Linked DNA regions of Homo sapiens: region 2 is linked to region 1. Evidence: chromatin contacts called from ENCODE Hi-C data. All regions are on one chromosome and are shown on one strand. Each heading gives the region's core, a stretch centred on a gene start or an enhancer-like site at or near the end of the contact. The rest is flanking DNA. Distances are from core to core; before and after follow the strand shown.

Region 1 (6,069 bases), core at 2,662-5,161:
TAACTAAGTATAAAAGACAACATTTCCATAATAACTATAAAAATGAAAGCCAGTCTTTGAAGAACTGAGGAGTCTTCCAGGTCTGAGTTAATTCTAAAAATGCCCTTAAAAGAAAGGACGCATGGTACGCTACAGCTCTTCTTGGAGGCCAGGTCTGATGGTGCATTTTAAAGAATCGGATTCAGGTCTGTTCTGTGAGTGGTGAGCTGGCTGAGGGTGGAGCTTCCTACCACCTCGCTGACCGATGAGGAAGTAGTGATGGTATTATGCTGGATGACTTGTTGCTGGGAGCAAGCTGGGACAGGACTAGCAGGAGGGCTACTCTCTGGACCTAGGGAGAAAAAAAAAGACAACACACACACATACACACACACCAATATAGGTCTTTTTTGTATGGACTTGTGGACTCCTCAGAGAAACTGTACTAGATATTTACTTGAAATAGAAGTTTCACACATTTTCTTCTGAAAGTTAATTTCAAAACTTTATTTTCAACTGTTGTCACAATGCTATGCCTTTCCAGTTTATATCTACGAGCAAAGCCATGCTTTCTGTATCAGTAAAATGATTTGATGTGTTTCAGTCATGGATATGTGAACTTCCCCATTTTGTCTTTTTAAATAGCCATCCGTATATCAAATGTGGAAAAATACTCACATGTGGTGGGAGAATCTGTGTTGCTCAATCTAAAAAATTATTTGAAAATAAATTGACCTTCAGCCATGAATCCCTGCTCCTCCCACCATCCCTACTCAACTATCATTTAACCAACTGGCATTCCAGATGCAGAAACTGGGGTCTGAAGGAAGGGATCATTTTACATATTGGTAAACTGAGGCCAGTCACTAGCTTTTCAGCCCAGTGAGTAACATGCAGTGTTTCTGGAGGCACTGGATATGATTCACCCAAGGCCTGGTTCCCAGACCACAGATTTCTGAAGGCGACTGCTAGGCCACTGGTACTTGGGCTTCAGCTGGCTCTTTTCTTACTGGCTGCAAAATTGGAATTTGGTATTTCTTTTGATACTTTGAAATGCTAGGGAAGGAGTGGCCAGAAATTATCAGGAGGTGGTGGGCATGGTGTTGCACAGGGGTCAGAAAAAAGGGATCCCCTTGGAAGAATAGTCTGGAAGCCACTCAAGAATTCTTGTATATCTGCCTGGAAGTACAATCTACACTTTACTTTTGCTCTTTCAATCAAATTCAGTGCAAACTTAGTGGCAAAAAATATTGGACACTAAAGAAAAGTGAAAAAGTCGGCGACTTACTTAGATATCCTTGTGATTCTTTCTGCATGGCTGTTATTGGGCAGTCTTTATGTGTTAACAACAACTGTTTCAGCTGGGCCACCTCATTTTTCAACATAGACACTTCATTCTAAAAGAGATATGTATTAAAACCATGTTGAGAAGACCAGAGGATACAAACCCACAGCCCTGTGCACTTTCAACAACAAAACTGGCAAACTCTTCCATTATGTCTAAATGACATTAAGAATATTATTTAATGTGGTTCACCTGAAAGTTTGTAGCTTACCTTTAATTTGGCCCTCACATTTCCCAGGGGCTTTCTGCAGAGCTTAGGTTTTAACTCAAGAGCTGAACCTTATTAAAAGGCTAGACCACACCCTTAGGTGATGGGAACCGAAGCCAGGTGAGAATCCTTACTCCACACTGACTGTGTGACCCTAGGTAGATTACATAACCCAGCTGAGCTCCAGCAACCTCGTTATAAGATGGGGATAAGAAGAGTACATTATTTGTGTTACTATGAGGATTAAATACAGTAATAGATGGGAAACAGAACAATACCCAGCACATAATAAGGACTTAATACATTTAACTATTGTAACCTTCACAAGCTCAGGTTTACATCCAATTGAGAATGTGAATATGAGGCGCACATTGGGCAGAATTATGTGGTAGGATTTGTGGCTTCCACCTGAAATGCAATCAGAATAAGCTGACTCATCTACCATCAGATTTTCCAAAAGAAGTCTGTGTTGCTCAATCTAAAAAGAATATCTGAAAATAAATTGACCTTCAGTCATGAATCCCTGCTCTCCCCACCATCTCCTACTCAATTACTGTTCATGGGATACTGTTGAGCAGAGCACATCTACCTGCCTGATGCCCACTGAGCAGGAGGTATGGAAGCATACAGTACACATGTTGGTCAGCTGCAGGTGGATGATGTCAGCTCAGGGTGGCAAGGAGGCAATGAAGTTTTGGGCCATGATTGAATTAATTTGATTGAGTTCATTGATTATTTGGTCAATTTCGGTCTATAAAATACTCTTTCCCCCCTCAATATCAGGATATTGTGGATGGTGTGGGGTTTTCTTCTTATTTACTCATGTAAGTGCCTCGGATCTCTACTTTATCTGTTAATATTAATTCACAAAGGCATGCTCATAGCTTTGTAGAATAATGAACTTGGCACCCATTGTCTACAAATATAAACATAAAATAGATGGTAGCTCCGAGATGCTTCCACTTGATAAAAGTGAACGTAAATGTAGCACTATCTTGAATAAGCCACTTAAAAATTGTGATCAATAATATCCTCTCTTTGGTCAAGGTTTATTTGTGGCTGCCAGGCATTATACCTCACATGTAGGAGACTTAAAAAATGCATGCACACCGAAAAGGACGATTAACATTGCTGTCATTAAGTTGTACCTACACTTTCAATATGAACTTGGCTTTTCAGCCATGTATTTATCACCTAGGAAAGTATGTTTGGGATTCTAGAAGTTGCGCTAAAAAAAATTGAAATCTGTTTTAAGGAATATCTCCCATTTCTAAATTTCTTGGTGAAATAAATTATAAGCAACCACATATTGAGTAACATTAATAACAAAAATAATAAAATAAAACAATGACAAAATAATAAAAATCTCATCTACAAATCTCATCTCATTCCCTTTCTCTTCCAAACTTTATTTTTACAAAATAAAAATGACTATTTGGGAAATTAGCCTTAATGATGAATAAATCACTTAATCAAACAAGAAAATTGCTCTTACATCTCAGAACATACAAGAAGGCAAATTGTACCTCCCAACTCCAAATGAATGTGATTGATAAGGGGCTCTGTGGAAACCAAAAGTGACCCTGTCAATTCCAAGGTCAGTGGGATAACTTACAGGACAATTTATTTTAGCCTTAAACACTAACTTCTTCCTCTTTGACTTTACACCTATCTAAATTCAGATGGCCTTCCTTCTTTTTCTCAGTTCTCCTTCTGCTCAAAATAGCACATATAAAAGAAAGTCACTTCTAGACCATCAAATGAAGGCAATCTCTGGTTAAAAAAAAACAACCAAACAAAAACCAAGAAAGGAAACAGAGATGTGTTTATGTGTGTGTGTGTGTGTGTGTGTGTGTGTGCGTATATATTTGCTTCAGAAGGAAATGTCATATTATTTGCATTTAGACTACAGAAATAACACTTTTCTGAAATCGAAACTGCTAGACACCTTGCCCCCTGAGTAGAAGCTCTCAGCTGCAGATAATGTAGACAATGGATCTTAGAAAATGGAATCAAGTTCTAATTTCTAGTGAATCCACACTTTTCTACCTAGAAAACAAACAAGAAAAGTATTAAAAACAAAACTGGGTTCTCTTGCTTTCTTATACTTTTGGAAGAAAAAACACCCCTGCCTGTGGCCATCTTGGAGAGGTTGAATTTAGTCTCCATTTCTTCCCCCACTATGTCCTGGGCAATGAAACCCTTTCTTGGCAGCATTCGATCTCCCAGGCACAAAGTGTTCATTGCCCCTTCCCTAAGAAAACACTCAATTCTATTCTCTGGGTTTCTACAGTTAGCAAAGAGCTAACTGCCTATGATATTTGGCATGCCCCAAACAGTTTCACAATAAATTTTTGCTTTCATAAGTCTGTTTTACTATAAAAAGAGCACTAGTCAGCACATGTGGTGCCCTGGCCTATCACCAAAACCCCATACAAAGTATATGACTTTGGTGGCATTTAGTCTATGAACAGCAAAACACTTTATTAATAAAGCAATATGTTGTAAGTACAGAGACCAAAGGCCTGAGTGTTGTGAGGATCTGTAAAAATGCAGAACCCTGAGAATATTGAGACAACTGACCATCATTTAAAGATATATGTGAATATGAACATATTCTTTTTTTCTTTTTTATTGTTATAGAGACAGGGTCTTGCTATGTCGTCCAGGCTGGACTACAGTGGCACCATCATAGTTCACTGCAGCCTCTACCTCCTGGGCTCAAGCAATCCTCCCACCTCAGCCTTCTGAGTAGCAGGGACTAGAGACATGTGCCACAATGCCCACCTAATTTTAAAAAATGTTTTGCAAAGATGGGGTGTAGCTATTTTGCCCAGGCTGCTCTTGAACTCCTGGCCTCAAGTGATTCTCCAGCCTCAGCCTCCCCAAGTGCTGGGATTACAGGCATGAGCCACTGTGCCTGGCAGGACATATTTCTTAATGTAACATGTTAATACTTATTTAGCCATGTTATTGTGGGAAAATGAACACCAATTAATGTCCTCAGTAGAGAAGGGCAATCAGCTTCTTGTTTATCCATATACATATAACTATGATGCTGCAAGGACTAAATAAAGGCCTAATAACCACATAAGCCATAGAAATTCATGGGGCAGCATCCAGTAGGAAAAGGAACTCTCACTTGAGAGTTGAGAATAATAGGGTTTGAGTTCCCAAGCTGCCATGCCAACCAAGTATAAAACACGATGGTTGAACTACTTCCAGAAAGTTCCTTCCAGAAAGAATTTTTTTTTATTCTACAAGCAATTCTGTGTCACCTTCTATTGAGAAAGCAAATTACCCAATTATCCAATGAAAGAGTCCATCTTGACTTTTATTCATTACTTAGCTACTTTCAATATGCTCAAATATGCTTATAATTCAGGTCTTATCTTTCATAAGGGAGCCAGTTCTAGCACCTCTTATGCTTCTAAATCTTAGTAGGGCAGATTCCAAAGCAACATTTATAGTTTCATTTTAGAGCAAAATTTTCTATGTCCATTTATGTGTCCATATTACTGAGAGAGCATCTACGGAGCCTTCATTATATTTCATAAGGGGCCTTTGGCTTAAGAAAGGTCAAGAATCACTATCCTAGAGAAAGAAGAATGAATTGTGTGCTGTGCACATGCATAATCATCTTAAGGATTCCATAGTGAAAGACTGATTAGTGTAGGAAATGCACAAATACTAGACTATATTTTAAGTAAAAACGCTTTTCAAGGGAACGTAAGTGGAATCACCTTGAATTCATTTTGGAAGAGAACAACCAGATAGCAAATGTTTCAAAATGCATACAAGAAATCAAATGTGGCCTGGAAGTCTAGTAGGGAAATAAAAACCAGGCCTTCTGGAGGCATTTTCTTACTCTGAATTACCTTGCTTTATAAATTGAGGAAAATCACCATTTTGTATTCCCCTATGAAGGTTATAATCAGAGTTTTAGGTCTTAATATAAAAGTATTTTGTAAATACAAGGTATTAATAATATGTATTGATTGTCTGGTGGAAATCAACTCTTCATTTTTTCATTTTTCTAAACGAATTTGAGTTTGCTCCTCTAAAGCAGTTAGCTGTTTAGCGACTGTAAGATCCAGTTGGACTGATCTATTTTTAAACCCATAGTTTGCCTTGGGATGAAGCAGCACGCCACAGAGATATTCAATACTACAAAAACATACTTTCAGCAAGCACTCCAACAAGTCCCTAATAGCTACATTTGCAGTGTTCAGCTTTGGGGATGTCATTATTTATATGATAAATCCACAATGCTTTTTGGTGTAAGCAGTAGTTTGTGCCAAAAAAATAATTATCAAAATGGGCTCTACAATATACCCTCCCCCAGCTTTTTTGTTTTGGTAGATTAGCTGAGACCAGGTTTGGTTCACTCTGAAACAAAGAACTTTCAATTTGTCAAGCAACAGTTCCCATCTGGCCTATTCGCTTGCCAAGTCCCAGACCTGGGCTCATGTGTCCAAAATTTCAGCAGCAACTTAGACCATGTGTCTTTGCACTAAAAAAGAAAAGCAATTATTTC
Region 2 (6,069 bases), core at 1,746-4,245, 310 kb after region 1:
AGCATAATGAGTCCGATTTAGGTCCTATGGGAGAATAACAACACTTAGCACTTATACACCACACTTTTCATCTTCAGGGTCTTTAACCACTTTAGGCTGTAATGTTATGTTTCTCTTAGCAGGACAAAGGAGTTCATTTCTAGTCCCTTCAATTACCCGTCCTTCCTTACACACACACACATACACACACACACACACACACAGTTATTATATGATAAATCTATTTCCCATCTCCTAGATGTGTATTATGCAATTTCTTTTTTAAGTCATTAAACATAAAAGGAAAATTCACACACCTCTTTTTTTCTTTTTCTGTTTTTAAAAATATTTTTGTTTTTCTTTCCTCTAACATGGAACACAAAATCAACATGCCAGTTGTCCATTCAACATGTCTGCTAGGGCTGGGCTTCCCTACTTGATTTCATTCTTCATACCTCATGGTCTCCTGCGTCGTCTCTGACCACGGAGGGGAGTGCAATCCTCTGTGTCAGAGAATTCTGGAAGATTCCGCCCAGCTCATGCTCAGACCTCTCTACTTCATCTCTATTCACTTCTGGCTCAGGTGACTCCACCCAATCTCAAGTACATAAACACCGTTTCTACATTAGTGACTCCCAAATCTGCATCTCCAGGCTGGTCTTCTCCCTTGAATTCCAAACCTATATATCCATCTGCTGGTCCAGCATCTCCACTTAGCAAATCTAAAAAGAAACCCCCAATTTTCCCCTTAAACCCACTCCTCCCACAGGCAATCCCATCCTTCCAGTTGCTCAAGCCAAATACCCGGGTTCATCCTTGGTTTTGCTGCTTCTATTACTTCCCAATCTAAACCATCAGCAAATCCTGTTGGCTCTCTCTTCAAAATGTATCCAGAATCTATCCACTGCCTCCATCTCCACCTTGAGCCAACCTGCTATCATCTCTAATCTAAATTCTTTCAATACCGTCTCAACTGGTCTCTCTCTCAGCCACTGCTCTTCGATAGTTTGCTTTCAACTCAGCAGCCAAAGTGATCTTCCTAAGATGTAAGTCAAATCCTCTCACTTTTCTGCTCAAAACTGTCCTGGCTGGGCACAGTGGCTCACGCCGGTAATCCCAGCACTTTGGGAGGCTGAGGCGGGCAGATCACTTGAGTCCAGGAGTTTGAGACCGGCCTGGGCAACACGGTGAAACCCCATCATTACAAAAAATATGAAAAATGAGCCGGGCATGGTGGTGGGTACCTGTAGTCCCAGCTACTTGGGAGGCTGAGGTGGGAGGATCAACTGAGCCCAAGAGGTCGAGGCTGCAGTGAGCTGAGATTGCACCACTGCGCTCCAGCCTGGGCAACAGAGTAAGAACCTGTCTCAAAAAAAGCCCAAAAAATTGTCCTATAGTTTCCCATCTCACTCAGTTGAAGCCAAAGCCCCTTTACAAGGCCTCCCAGGATCTGCCCTCCCAGACCCGGATCTCTAGCCTTATTACACCCGCCTTGGGTCTCTTTGTAATTCCTCCAACACACAGAGCACCCTCCAGCCTCAGGCCTTTGCACTTATGTGCTTTCAGCTTGAAACATTCTTCTCCCCAGTACGTACCTGGTTCAGACCTCCTCCCACTTTGGGTCTCTGCTTGCACATCTACTAACCATCAATGCCTGCCTGACCACCCGCAGCATGCCCTGTGCCCCTTCCCTGCTATTCCTTTCTCCATCACACTTATCACCATCTGACATGTTATAGATTTTTTTTTCACATATTTATTGTTTCTCTTGCCCCCTAGAGGTAAACTACCTGAAGGCAGGTATTTTTGTTTGTTTTTTATCATCTTTATTCAGTGGTATATTCAACAATGCCTTGGACAGTGCCTGCCATGTGGTGGGCACTTGAAAATGTTTCTTGAATGAAAAATGATGAACAAAATTTCTTATATATTTCAGGATATGAACTAGTCTGAGTTCTAAGCCATTGGCAAGTTGACATTTATGATACCTGATAGTGAATTACAACATGCTTTTCTAAGGGGAAACAATTCTCTTATTAAAGATTTATGAGGTTATAAGCTTCTATTAATATGGAAATTGAGGCTATTATGGAACGTGTTGTCTGCTATGTATAGTATTAATACAGATAATGAGGGCTTTCTCCAGTGGACATAACCTGCTTACAGCCTGCGCTGATTCTATATACACATTGGGATGCTTCTGGAAAAGGATGCTGGGATTAGAGACAGAGTCTGTACAACAGACTTTTCCCCAATGGACAGCCACATGGGTCAAGTAAGGATCAATTCTCTATTTGCTCTTTAACAGAATTTTCTAGACCAACTGCAGCTAGAAGTTTTAAAGGTGGTGTGCAGAACCAGTCCAATCTTTCCAATATTTTTTGTGTAAGACACATAGAAAGTTCAAGCAAGAACTTTCTTTAGCCAAATTCTCCAGATAAATTAATCCATCTTCCACTTTACTAAAACCTAATGAGGGAACCAATGCAAGTCTAAAGACTCAGAGGAAAAGAAATCAGAAGACAACTAGAGATGTAGAATTAAAAAGAAATAATTGTCAGAATGTAGACCAAAAGGAAAAAGAAAAGAATACTAAAAAATGATAAGATAGGCACTGAATAAGAACCTGTGTTTCTGCTTTTTAAGCAGGGAAAGAAGAGCTGGGGTGGCAGGATGCCAAGGATGTTGACAGCTGGAAAAACCTGGTCAAAGGGGTAGGTAAAAGAATATTGTCAGGCGGGGGAGCATTATTCCTACTCCTCATTTCCCTGCCCTGTGACTTCCAAAGAAATGCCAGAGCCAAAGCCACCAACACAGCCGTCTTTGCTGCCAGAGGAGTCATTGTGGTTTAGCCCTCAAGACAATGCCCTCTCGTGTAACCATGGCCACCTGAGGCTGGATTTGGCCCCTCTGGTTTGAATGAGGCAAAGGAAGAAGAAGCCTCAACAGCCTGAATATTGTCCAGCTTCCCATGCGTGCAAGTGAGGCTGAGGCATGAGACGGCGGTGTCCTGAGATGCTGGCCCTAGACCATGGGGAGGCTGGCCGTTCCCCACCCACACACCTATCATGAAAGCATCACATGGCTATGAGCAACACTTAAAAGAGAGAAAATAACATGTTTCTACAGCTGCAATAGTTCCTTTTCTTACTTTGGTTGCTTAATTATTTTAATTTTTAAAATTTAATTATCTATACTCTTTTTCAACCCACAAGAAATTTAAAGCAACTCACGAAACATGTATAGCATGACAATGTTTTTTAAATTAAAAATCAGAACCAGAGAAAATATAAACTAGAACTGAAAGTCTGGTCTAGGGAGGAAGTAAAATATGCTCGTCACAATGTTCGAAAAGGTTTTCAAAGTTTAGCAGTAAACTTGGCTTTGTGTTAACCTGGCAGTCAAAGCGAAAAGAGAAACAGAACCAGTTACATGATTCTCATGTCCATAAGGAGAAAAATATTTCAGTTCCTCAGGGGAAGCAAACCATTTCCTGGAATTCAGATCTGCAAGAATTTCCTCACACAGGGCTTCATATAAGAAATCATGAATAATGCAATGGAGAATATCTAAAACCACACCCCGACCACGGGCTTCACGAAACTGTTCTTGGAAAAATGTCTTTAGTAAAATCAAGGGCACACACTTGAGGTAAAACCATTCTATCAGAAATGAAGACAATATGGATGAAATACACATCTTTCTTATAGTTCAGTTTAAGAAGCCAGCTTTGACTATCTTGAGGAATGAATGAACTTAATTCCTTAGTCTTCTACATACACATGTCTATCAAAAAAAAAATTTATTACTCAACCAAAGGAAGTTGACTAGATGATGAGAATTTCTTCCTCTCTTGCATGCTATTTTTATGGTTTTAAATATATATACATATACATTTCTATTGCAACAAAATATAGAATGCATGTCTTTTATTTTTATTAAGTTAATTTTTTAAAGTGCTCAGAACCTTATTATTTGGCTGGCAAATAATAGTTGCTATGTAAGTGCTTGTTTAAAAAAGAAAAAAGGCACTTCATATCCTTTGAGGGGGAGTGGAGGAGAGAGTCAAGCATGCATGATAAATTAATTATAAATAAGTAAAACGAGTTGACTGAGATTTTGTACCCCTCTTGTAAGCATCACTTATTTTCATGGTTTCTCCTGAAGCCATACAGGCTAAATACAAGCCCTTGACTATTATGACATGAGAATGTGACAGGAAAAATCTGGTGGAGGGGGGATTATTATAATTTCACATAGACAAGGACTAAAAGGCTTTGAAACACTTAGAGAAATATCAGAACCTTTTAAAATTTCTTTTCCGGATGGAACAGCTGGACTTCAGAATTCATTACTACCTAACTGGTCTTTCCTTTCAATCACCTTTCACATTTTGAATTTCTGTTCACAGACTGTATCTAATTTGTTTCTTAATACAATGTGGGCATTCAATAATGCTGTATAATAACAATGAACAAAATACCAAAAAGCATCCTCATCACATTGACTTGTGACCACCATCTCCTTTCATTATTCTTGTAAAGTGATTTTAAATTTCAGCACATTCCCATAAACACCGAATATATTCTTAAGGGTTTCACAAAATGATTTTCCTACATTTTTAAGAACAAATGATTCACAGTTGTACTCAACTTATTTGTCTCAGCAACAACAGATGTTCAATACTAGAACAAGGTAATATGACCAGGAAATAATTATGAATTTGGTGCAGAATGACTGGAAAGATTATCGAAAACAGACAGTTACAACATGGGCCAAAGTCTGATGAAATCCCCTCTTCTACCATGAAGATTACTCGCCTGTTCTCTCACCCATTGGCTCTATTCTTCTGCACTCACTGCTCACAAAAGGTTTGCTATTAAATACTTAGCAAAGTAAAACAGCTGATTGAGAATAGAAAAAATCTGTAAGTTTGACTAAATTTTTGATTTATCTAGCTTTGAATTCTGCCATAATCAAGGAGTAATCTTTTAAAAAAAATTAGACAAATACTCACAAATGGCTAAAATACTTCAAGGCCACATCAACACAATCTGCAGTGCAGTGCCACCTAGTTTCCTCGTGGAAGTTTCTAGCAGGACACCTCTCAAGGCGGCCATCCAAGCAAACCTACCCGCTTGCTGCTCTCCTCTTCCTGAGCCTTCCTGAACTCGTGCTCCAGGGAGCAGTCCAGCTCGCTGAAGAGGCCCACCTCCTCGCAGTTCTTCAGGAATCTCGTTGGGGTCGGAGTTTGATCTGAAAACAGAGTCGGAGAGCTCATAAATGGGTCTTTTTTCTCAAAAGCCAGTAGCAAGCATGAGCTAGATTCACTAATCCCCTCCCCTTGCCTTAATTAAAATGTCCACTAGCCATCCAGTCTCTTGGCCCTTTAAATAACATAACGATATGCAAGAAAATAAAACCGTAAATTCCGAAGCAGGAATACAGTAGACAGAAGGCTGTAGTCTGCGAGGGCTTTTGCTGAACTCCCTCCAGACAACTTCAGGAGATCTCACTCTCCACTTGTCTGAAGTCTGTACCATTTGAATACACATTGAAACATGTGGAATGACCCTTTTTCTTTCTATATTTATTTTGAACTTTAAAAAGAAAATGATTTTGCTAAAATAAGGCCAAAAAAAAATCTGACCCAATGTTAAGCCTGACTTCAGGGGGCTGGAAAGAAAAAGGATTTTGCAAATTCTTATAGTAAACAAAAAGAAACAAACAAGCATGTTAATTCATTTTTCTTAATGGAGAAAGAAAACTTAACAATTCTGTCTCTCTTTCTGAAAATCATAGAAGGATGATAAAAAGTTCCAAGTCAAACACATTCAGCTTTCATCCTTTAAAAATGTCATTATTAATTTTATTTTCCTTTGCTATAGCCAAAAAAAGAATGTTCTGCAAATGCTCTTTAAAAGGAAAAGAATTTCTTTCATATTTTTTACTTTCTACAGAGCTTTCTACTTATAAAACTGATGGAGCTGAAGCCACTATTTGTAGCTTAATATATATGCAGCATTTGCAGTTTATAAAGTATTTTCATACAATTCTTGAGAATCTAGATCTCACAAGATTCCATTAAAT

The links. Hi-C counts contacts between places; a loop is a spot of excess contacts on that map. Pooled maps may share reads with other maps.
Region 2: a loop to region 1 is called in a map with no recorded cell type, with 7 times the contacts of the local background. The contact joins two enhancer-like sites. A Hi-C loop is called at or near these places in 1 of 168 maps with a recorded cell type or tissue (posterior vena cava), 3 of 37 single-sample maps with no recorded cell type and 2 of 50 pooled maps.

Annotation. Positions count from the first base shown.
Region 1 is chr7:28,813,378-28,819,446 of GRCh38, reverse strand. It overlaps CREB5 (cAMP responsive element binding protein 5), which reads right to left. Exons shown (of 11, transcript NM_182898.4): 10 at 1,268-1,376; 11 at 1-331. The coding sequence ends at 168. Among named protein-coding and RNA genes, the nearest start is that of TRIL, 140 kb to the left of the region's middle. RefSeq lists an enhancer at 3,488-3,667. Within about 2 kb of position 3,911, at least 3 of the 41 ENCODE cell types and tissues checked have a DNase peak (open chromatin) inside an H3K27ac peak, as active enhancers do.
Region 2 is chr7:28,506,782-28,512,850 of GRCh38, reverse strand. It overlaps CREB5 (cAMP responsive element binding protein 5), which reads right to left. Exons shown (of 11, transcript NM_182898.4): 4 at 5,114-5,235. Among named protein-coding and RNA genes, the nearest start is that of CREB5, 97 kb to the right of the region's middle. Within about 2 kb of position 2,995, at least 7 of the 41 ENCODE cell types and tissues checked have a DNase peak (open chromatin) inside an H3K27ac peak, as active enhancers do.